Linked DNA regions of Homo sapiens: region 2 is linked to region 1. A link is an interaction called in ENCODE POLR2A ChIA-PET data of the cell type or tissue named here. Cell type or tissue: Caco-2. All regions are shown on one strand. Each heading gives the region's core, and the rest is flanking DNA. Links, peaks and the distances in the headings are about the cores only.

Region 1 (4,397 bases), core at 200-4,199:
CCAAGCAGAAAGTAAAGGAGCCCTATAAGCCTGCCCCCCCAGAGATAAGCACTTTAAACATTTAAGTATTCTTCCTGGCTTAAAGGAAGGCAGAGTAAGTGGTTTGGATGGAGAAAGGATACAGGTGTCAGGGGGAAAAGGGGAGCAGGAAAAAAGGGAACCTAATGAGGAATTAAAAGTAAGACTGGCGTCATGCTTTTCTGTAGCAAAAAAGCCAGAAGACAGAACAGTCAACAGTCGAACCGAACCCTGGCCAGGCTGGGGTGGGAGGCGGTAAGCCCAGTGAGCTCATCCTCTAGAGCAGGGGTGTCCAATCTTTTGGCTTCCCTGGGCCACATTGGGAAAAGAATTGTCTTAGGCCACACATAAAATACCGTAACACTAATGATAACTAATGAGCTAAAAAAAAAAAAATATCATAATGTTTTAAGAAACTTTACAAAGCTGTGTTGAGCCACATTCAAAGCCATCCTGGGCTGCATGTGGCCCATGGGTTGGACAAGCTTGCTTTAGGATAACATACATCTCCAGGAAGAACCAAACCTATGCTCAGATTTGTTATGGTTCAAAATATATTATCCAAGCTGCTTTTCTCCTAACAGAAAAAAGTTTACTCCAGATGACCAAGAGGTGAATCAGAAAAAGATGTAAATAAGCAGTTATTCTACAAATACAACTGGCATCCCCGCACACCCGTGGCCGGGGCTGGTGCTCTGGCATCCTCCTGCTCTCCAGGTCACACACCCCTCACCAAATCCTGGCCATCTCACCTCCTGAACAGATCAGCATCCTCCCACCCACTCCATCAGCCACTGCCCTATTCTAAGCCTTCCTCTCTCACCTAGGATACTGTGATCACCTTACCTGTTCCCATTTCTTCCTATCTATTCTCCAGATATACACCAAGAGTTATCTTTCTAACACTAAAGTCTCATCATATCATTTCCCTAACTGAAATTATTCAGTGACTCCCCAACACCTAATACAGTGACATTCAAACTTTTTAAACTCCAAATCACTGAAATACATTTTACATTACAATCCAGTACACACATACACATGTGCACAATATATACACACATGTATCAGAAAACAGTTTCAGTAGGTTATACCTAGGACTTCCTATACACAATGGAATCTGATATTTTCTAGTCCAGCATATTTCACTTAAAAAAAAAAGTGCTAATCTTGACTTGCCAATTAATTTCAGGACCCACTAAAGGGTAGCAACTCACAATACAAAAAAAAAAAAAAAAGGTAACATCTAAATGGCTCTGCAGAAAATATTAATCATTTTCCTGCTTACTGTTCAGCCTCATCTCCTTCCTCTTTTTTTTTTTTCTTTTCATAAAGACAGGGTCTCACTCTGTCACCCATGCTAGAGTACAGTGGTGCAAGCCTAGCTCACTACAGCCTCAAACTCCTGGGCTCAAACTCCCACCTCAGCCTTTCAAGTACCTGAGGCTATAGGAGTGCACGATCACACCAGGCTAATTTTAAAATTTTTTTGTTGAGATGGGGGTCTCACTTTATTGCCCAGGCTGGTCTCAAGCTCCTGGGTTCAAGCAATCCTCCTGCTTCAACCTCCCAAAGTGCTGGGGTTACAGGCGTGAGCCACCACACCCAGCTTCACTTCATACCCTAGAAATCAGAATCATTTAATAATTCCCTACATACAAGATGCTTTCCCAAATGCAGTGCATTTGCAAATGCTATCCCCTCTGTCTGAAACACTCACCCATTGCCTCGGTCCCCAAGAAATTCCTTTGATCCCTTAAGTCTCAGTTCAAACACCACCTTTGGATTCCTTCCAGACGCCCCTGGAAAATAAATATGCTCCTTCTCCTTTATTCCCACTGTTCACTGTATGGATGTCAGCCATTCATTCCACAATTATTTACTCAGGGCCTACTGTTAGCTATCTCAGGTTCCATGTGCTAGGAATACCATGCAAAGTCATGCTATTCTTGCCACATACTAGGAATAGCAAGCAAAAACCAACACAGAAGACAAAGATTTGCCTATCAGATCAAAGTCAGCTCTGCTAAGCCTATTCTTCCCAAAGGGAAGCAAGCAGGACAACATGGCTAATAATAGTGGGGTGCAGGTCAATGGAAAACAAGAGCCCGATCCAGGGTAACAGGAAGGCAAAGCTCTATGACAGATGTGCCACAGTGAATGACGTATGGTGGCCCTCCAGCTCTTGCAGCTGGAACATTTTTATAGTAATAAAAATTTTAAATTAAAAAAAAAAAACAGCCATTCAAAAATTTGCAACAGCTGAAATATCCGAACACTGACAACTTCCTAAAGGTAGCCATCATCATCTTGACTGCAGGATTGGATGTGTGCCCCACACAGAGGCCCTCGCACGGGCCTCCCCTCAAGTCACCCCATGGTCTCATCATTACTACAGCACTGAATTGATTACTGTGCTTATCTGTAAAGTATTTAGGTTTTCTCTATTCAATTTATTCTTTCCTTTTTTTTTTATTTTTTATTTTTGAGACGAAGTCTCGCTGTCGCCCAGGCTGGACTGCAGTGGCGCGATCTTGGCTCACTGCAAGTTCCACCTCCAGGGTTCACGCCATTCTCCCGCCTCAGCCTCCTGAGTAGCTGGGACTACAGGCGCCAGCCACCATGCCCAGCTAATTTTGTTTTTGTATTTTTAGTAGAGACGGGGTTTCACCATGTTAGCCAGGATAGTCTCAATCTCCTGACCTCGTGATCCGCCCGCCTTGGCCTCCCAAAGTGCTGGGATTACAGGCCTGAGCCACCACGCCCGGCCCAATTTATTCTTTCTTTTTAGAATTTTTTCCTAACAGTCAAGAAGGACATATAATTATTGTGGCTGTTATATCTACAGTCTAGTATTAAGCCTTCCTAAATTTAAATAACAGATTTTATTACTTTTAAAAGTTGATACAACTTTATTTATTATTTTATCTATCATTAGCTAAAAGCCAAAAACTTTTCTTTATGGAATGCCATAGTAAATTATTGGGTTTTTCCAAATAAAAACCAACGTTTATTCCTAAAAACAAATTAGGCTCTGAAGAGCAATTTTTCAAAATATTTTTATAATATTTATACTTTATAAAGTTTTCAGAAACTTTTTAAAAAGTTTCTTTAAAAAGTTTCTATACTCTTAAAAAGACTGAAATGAAAATGAATACTTCAATCTTCCAATTTTACTTTATGCAACTGCAAAATCATGGTATAACAGTTGCCTAAATGGTGTTGTGTCTACTTAGATGTCTCAATTCGCAAAAAAAAAAGAGTCTAATATATTATCCTCATTTCATTACTTATATAGTGACTTTAAATTTTACAGTATTTACTGTATTTACCACTACAAGGCTGGCTTTTTTATTAAAACTGGGAAGTCACTGGATCTAAAAACAAACAAGTCGAAACAGTCAGTAGATAAGCAATGTAATGAGGATTAGATTTCACCTAAGTGACGAACACACATATTTACATAAAGGATGTTATTTAAAATTCTATGCAGAGGAATGTTTCCAATTTTGTATGCTAATGTAAAATAGGAAGTAATATTCTTTTACAAGTTCAGTTCCACTGGAATCAGATCAAAATCAGATGAGCTCAAGGTCACATAATAAATAGCAAAGGCCAAATTATCTCATAAAATTGTTGAAGCATTTATGTTAAACCCATCCCTGCATGAGGACCAAAGCAGCACAGAAATCAGGAAAAAGTTCTACTTTTCAACTCAAGAACACTATTACTGATGCACTGACACACATGGAAATGACTTCAGGGCATTGGCATAGAAGCAACACTAACTTATAAGCTTTAAAAATCAAGAGTTTCCAATGCAGACCAACATCTATTAAACCCTGTCATTGTGCTCAGTTAGAAACCTTGATACTTCTGTAAAGGAAAATCAAACCACAGGGAATAAACATTCCAATAAACACTTTGAAACACCGAGGATTATGGAAATATTTCCCAGGTTTGTAACCTGATGGTGAAACCAAGACAACAGGAAAGGTATAAGAGCTTTATATCAAAAAGTCATTCTGGAGTTAAAATACCCTTTATATGTAGATTTGAAAATCATATTAAATGAGCTTATCAAAACAGTGATTCTAATAAAATCCAAGCCCCTGAGTCCCCATTTGTTGCCTGCTTCTATAAACAGAATAATATTCCATGCTCTGCTGCTTCATACTGGAGCTCATGAGCTGTCTAAAAAAAAAAAAAAGATTGCCAAGAGTTAATGAACTCAAGAAAACCAAAAATTCTGTACATGAATAGCTACCACTTTGTAGATTTGTCAAAGGACATTTACTGGCTTAAAAATACTGCATTTTTGCATATCTAGAAGGTCCTGCAAGGAACAGGTAAAAACTTATTAGCATATACAGAGAAAA
Region 2 (4,397 bases), core at 256-4,255, 160 kb before region 1:
GTTTTGAAATAATTATCCTTGGCTACAAAGATCAATAACAAAAGTGAAGCCAGTCTGATGTTGGACAGGCAGTTGCTAGGCAGAGGTAGAAGTATTTTTGTGTATGGTTGCGAGGGCCTCTGTGAAAGGTTGTGGGTTTTGCAGCCTTTTGTGATATTTTTGTTATCAGGCAAATAAGCATGAGAACCTTCTGGCCTTCCCGAGCTCTATTTGTCAGGGTTTTCTTAACATTAGTGACTTCATTTTGACTCAATAACTTTCACACTACCAACTCCACCTGAGAGAAGGCTGCCGCTTCTGAAGTGGGTAGACTTTTAATTGTATTTTAAGAAATCTAATCAATGAAAAGAAAACCAGAGAGGCAGGGAGATGTTTTTTACTGTGGACTCAGGGGAACACATTACATCTCCCCTATGTTATGTGGTGTGGAAGGGGTGACATGGGGGTGGCTTTACCCTCGTCCAAGGGCTGGAGGACTCGCAAGAGGCCCTGAGATACTATAGCTGGAAATAGTCTGACACGTCCAGGGACAGCAGAGATCTGCTTTTAGGAGGGAATTTGCTGTTCCATGCTGGGGCACAGCTTATTAATGGTGCTAAAAAACCAAAGAAACCAAAAATCACCCAAAACATTTACTGAGCTCTTTCTATATACCAAGCCCAGAGCTTAGTGGTAGAAACAGACTCTTGCCTTCAACGATTTTACCAGCTATCAAAACAGATGATGAAGTAAGTCATTCCAGTCCAGGGTGGTAAGAAGTAAGCCAGAGGAAGGGCAGGAAGCATGAAAATCCAATGGCCAGGACCTAACTTAGGCACGGGTCAAGGTCCTTTGGCCTCCTCGTCTGTAAGGCAGAAGGGCTCCACAGGTCCAGCTAATAAAGTCCTTCTAGTCTCACCTTCTAAAAGAGCCTTCATGAGAAAATGTTCCTCACGCTACAGGACGCAGCTTGTGCACACTGCCTCAGGAGGGTGACATGGGGCTGGGCACACAGGCTCCTGGCTTCTTTCCTGCTATTTTTGTCATGTTTCTTTTTTGTGGATCATTTTGTGCAAGTTTCTTTGGCTGTTTTTTAGCCTCCAAAGCCAACTCCACCTGACCAGGAGACAGAGGAGGAGCAGCGGTTTCGGGCTCTGTTTGAACAAGTCGCTGGTGAGGTAGGACATGCCCCACTTCCATCTCCCCACCAGGCTGAGGGCCTGGACCTGCTTCCTAGCAAAGGGTTGCAGTCGTGGGGTTGGTCAGCAACGTCATCCTGAGGCATGATGGAGCTTGTTGCAAAGTAAGACCAGCACTGATCATTCAAGGCCCAAAGACCACCCTGTTTACAACATTTACTTACACAGTCTGCGGCTGTGGATGGGGCCAGTGAGCCCAAAGAAGCTTGGAATAGGCCCAGACGCTTTGTTTTTTAGTTCTGTTTTGCTTTAGACAGAGTCTCACTCTTTTACCCTGGCTGGAGTGCAGTGGTATAAGCCTAGCTCACTGCAGCCTCAAACTCATGGGCTCAAGAGATCCTATCACCTCAGCTTCCTGAGTAGCCGGGACTATAGGCACATGCCATCATGCTTAGCTAATTAAAAAAATAAATAATAAAGAGTCTTGCTATGTTGCCCAGGCTGGTCTCAAACTCCTAGGCTCAAGCAATCCTCTGGCCTCAGCCTCCCAAAGTGCTGGGATTACAGTCATGAGCTACCACGCCTGGCCCCAGGTGCTTTCTTTGGGAGGCTAGAGCAAGCCTTGAAGAGGTGACTCCTTTGAACTCTGCCTGAAAATCACTGCCATTAGAATACTCTGTTTGCTGTAGTAAAGGGGATCATGTTCAAGGAGGTCCCTATTCAATTGCAACTTCCTGTCCCCCACCCTATCCTAGCTCTTTCCACTGCTCAGCTTCCTTTTTAGGGACACTGGATGGAGCCTCACACAGATCCAGGCTCTTCCTCCACCTGCTGGGGTCAGGGGAGGGAAGTCTTTCTAGAAACTGCCCCAGAGGTGCTCTCTTGGAGCCATAAATACAATGAGCTGATGAACTAATTCATGTCAAGGTGCTAATGACTCTATTAGCTTCATGTGTTTCCCCAAACTGGGGTTCCTGAATTATGAAAGGGGTCACCTGGAGGGGTGATATCTAAACCTAGGGGCTGTCTGATGGTAGTATATTAGGCACTGCAATAAACAGGCAAGGCAGGGAGATTAGGGGACCACAGGATCGGATGGAGAAAATGGGGGCTCATGTGACTGCTTAAAGCACAGCAGGAAGGTGGCTGAGCGCAGCCCTGGGCGGGACAGAGCATGGTGAGGGGGGAAGGCAGTGGTGACCTCCCTGCTCCAGGTGCTATCTGGAGCATGCTGGGTCAGACCCAGCAAGACAGGCTCAGAGGAGTTAAAGAGGTTCATGCGGGTGCGCAGAAGTTGTCAGATGGAGATCCAGAGTTTGGAAGGGAAGCGGTGAATGTTGCAGGAGTTTCAGTCGACCTTTATTAACAACCAAAAAGTACCTCTAGAGTTCAGCCCTCCTTGACTCATGTCCTGCTTTTCTTCCAAGTAGTTGGATGACTTGGGCACATGGCTCCATTTCTCTTTCCTCCTCTTTCAGTGGGGGCCTGGCTGGGGCAGTGCTTTCTTACCAACACCAAACATCCCAAACCCCCATTCCCCAGGCCCAGAGGCTTCAGGACGGACATGTGTTAGAAGCACTCCACAGCATAACACACGGCTAGCGCAAAACCCTGACTAAAATGAGGTCTATGTCAGTGCTACTCAAACACACATGTGCATAAAGTCACCTGGGCATCCTGGGAAAAAAAACACAGATTCCTCATCAATAGGTCAAGAGCATCCTGGGCAACATAGGGAGAGCCCATCTCTGCAAAAATAATCAGCCCAGCATGGTGGTGCATGCCTATAGTCCCAGCTACTTGGGAGGCTGAGGTAGGAGGATTGCTTGAGCATGGGAAATTGAGGCTGCAGTCAGCTGTGGTCACACCACTAATACTCCAATCTGGATGACAGAGCAAGACCCTGTATCAAAAAAAAAAAAAAAAAAAAAAAAAAAGCCTGAGTCTCAGGGCAAGGTCTGAGACTCTCCATTTCTAACCAGCTTCTGGGGTGGGGGCTGCTGAGATTTCCTGGAGTGCCTTAGATCCATGATTCTGAAATTCACCCTTATTCTTAATTCTAAATCAACTCCTAGGTCTTAAAAATAGGACCATATTCTCAGGTCCTCTGATTTCAAGATTCCCTGGGGTAAGCCCCAGATGCGGGACTATTTTAAAGCTCTGCAGGTGGTTCTACTGTACAGAGGAAGACTCAGTCTGGTTTTCCCAAACTGCCTCCAACATAGGAATCATCTGAGGAGCTTAGGACAATTCCAGGAGTTGGTTCTGACCCTCAGGGAAGCTGGGAAACCACTGCCTTGCCCTGCCCAGCTTTTCATGCGCTTTCCTGGGTTGGGATGTCTCTCAAGTTAGGCTCTCTCCTAGTTGGGCTGGCATGTCCCTAAAACATGTGACATATGAGACACATAGCTGCAGCTACACAGGAGATAGGTACATCTGCCCACAGCAGGGTCCTGAAGGCTGGTCTGTCACTGGAGCCAAATGAAGCTCAGAACTGATTTAAAACAAAAATAAACTATAAAAGAAGGTGCCAAGGGCTATAACAAACAATTGTCTCCACTTCAACAGGACATGGAGGTGACAGCAGAGGAACTTGAGTATGTTTTAAATGCTGTGCTGCAAAAGAGTAAGTGCCAACCCCATCGGGGTCCTGGGGCACCTATGGAGGGACAAGCGACCACACTGCCTGGGTCCCCTCCCTGCTCCTCCGAGCCGCAGATCTGCTTCCCAGGGCTGATTTGTAGGTAGACTTTAAAAATAGCTTTCATTGTTTGTTTTCCTGATTCCAAAAACGATGCAGGTTTATAGTAGAAAATTCTTAAAAATGCAGAAAAGCCTAATGACAAAGATAGTCACAAATGATCTCACCACCATAAATAACCACTCTTAACATATGTGTATCTGCATGTATGTACATGTGTGTCATATGCGTAGACATATAATGTTAGAATGTTTCATCACTCCAACAAGAAACCCTTTACCCATTAACAGTGTTAACCCTGTACCCATTTCCCCCAGCCCCAGGCAACCACTCATCTACTTTCTCTATAGATTCTATTTACATATTCTGAATATTTTATATAAAAGGAATCATAGGCCGGGTGCGGTGGCTCACGCCTGTAATCCCAGCACTTTGGGAGGCCGAGACAGGCGGATCACCTAGGTCAGGAGTTCAAGACCAGCCTGGTCAACATGGTGAAACCCCATCTCTACTAAAAATAAACACACACACACACAATCAGCCAGGTGTGGTTGTGGGCACCTGTAATCCCAGCTGCT

The links. Peaks named below come from ENCODE experiments on the same cell type or tissue, not always from the same donor. Only the 100,000 strongest peaks of a DNase experiment are listed, where the experiment ranks them.
Region 2: POLR2A ChIA-PET joins it to region 1 with 5 read pairs; 2 of 35 experiments call an interaction of 5 or more read pairs at or near these places.

What each region holds. Positions count from the first base shown.
Region 1 is chr1:230,947,161-230,951,557 of GRCh38, forward strand. The region is part of intron 4 of TTC13 (tetratricopeptide repeat domain 13); the gene reads right to left. Among named protein-coding and RNA genes, the nearest start is that of TTC13, 30 kb to the right of the region's middle. In Caco-2, for the core only: no CTCF peak of the experiment used is centred there; a DNase peak (open chromatin) is centred at 1,918.
Region 2 is chr1:230,786,446-230,790,842 of GRCh38, forward strand. It overlaps CAPN9 (calpain 9), which reads left to right. Exons shown (of 20, transcript NM_006615.3): 13 at 1,077-1,157; 14 at 3,687-3,744. All of the region lies in intron 1 of CAPN9-AS1 (CAPN9 antisense RNA 1), which reads right to left. Among named protein-coding and RNA genes, the nearest start is that of CAPN9-AS1, 6.6 kb to the right of the region's middle. In Caco-2, for the core only: no CTCF peak of the experiment used is centred there; no DNase peak of the experiment used is centred there.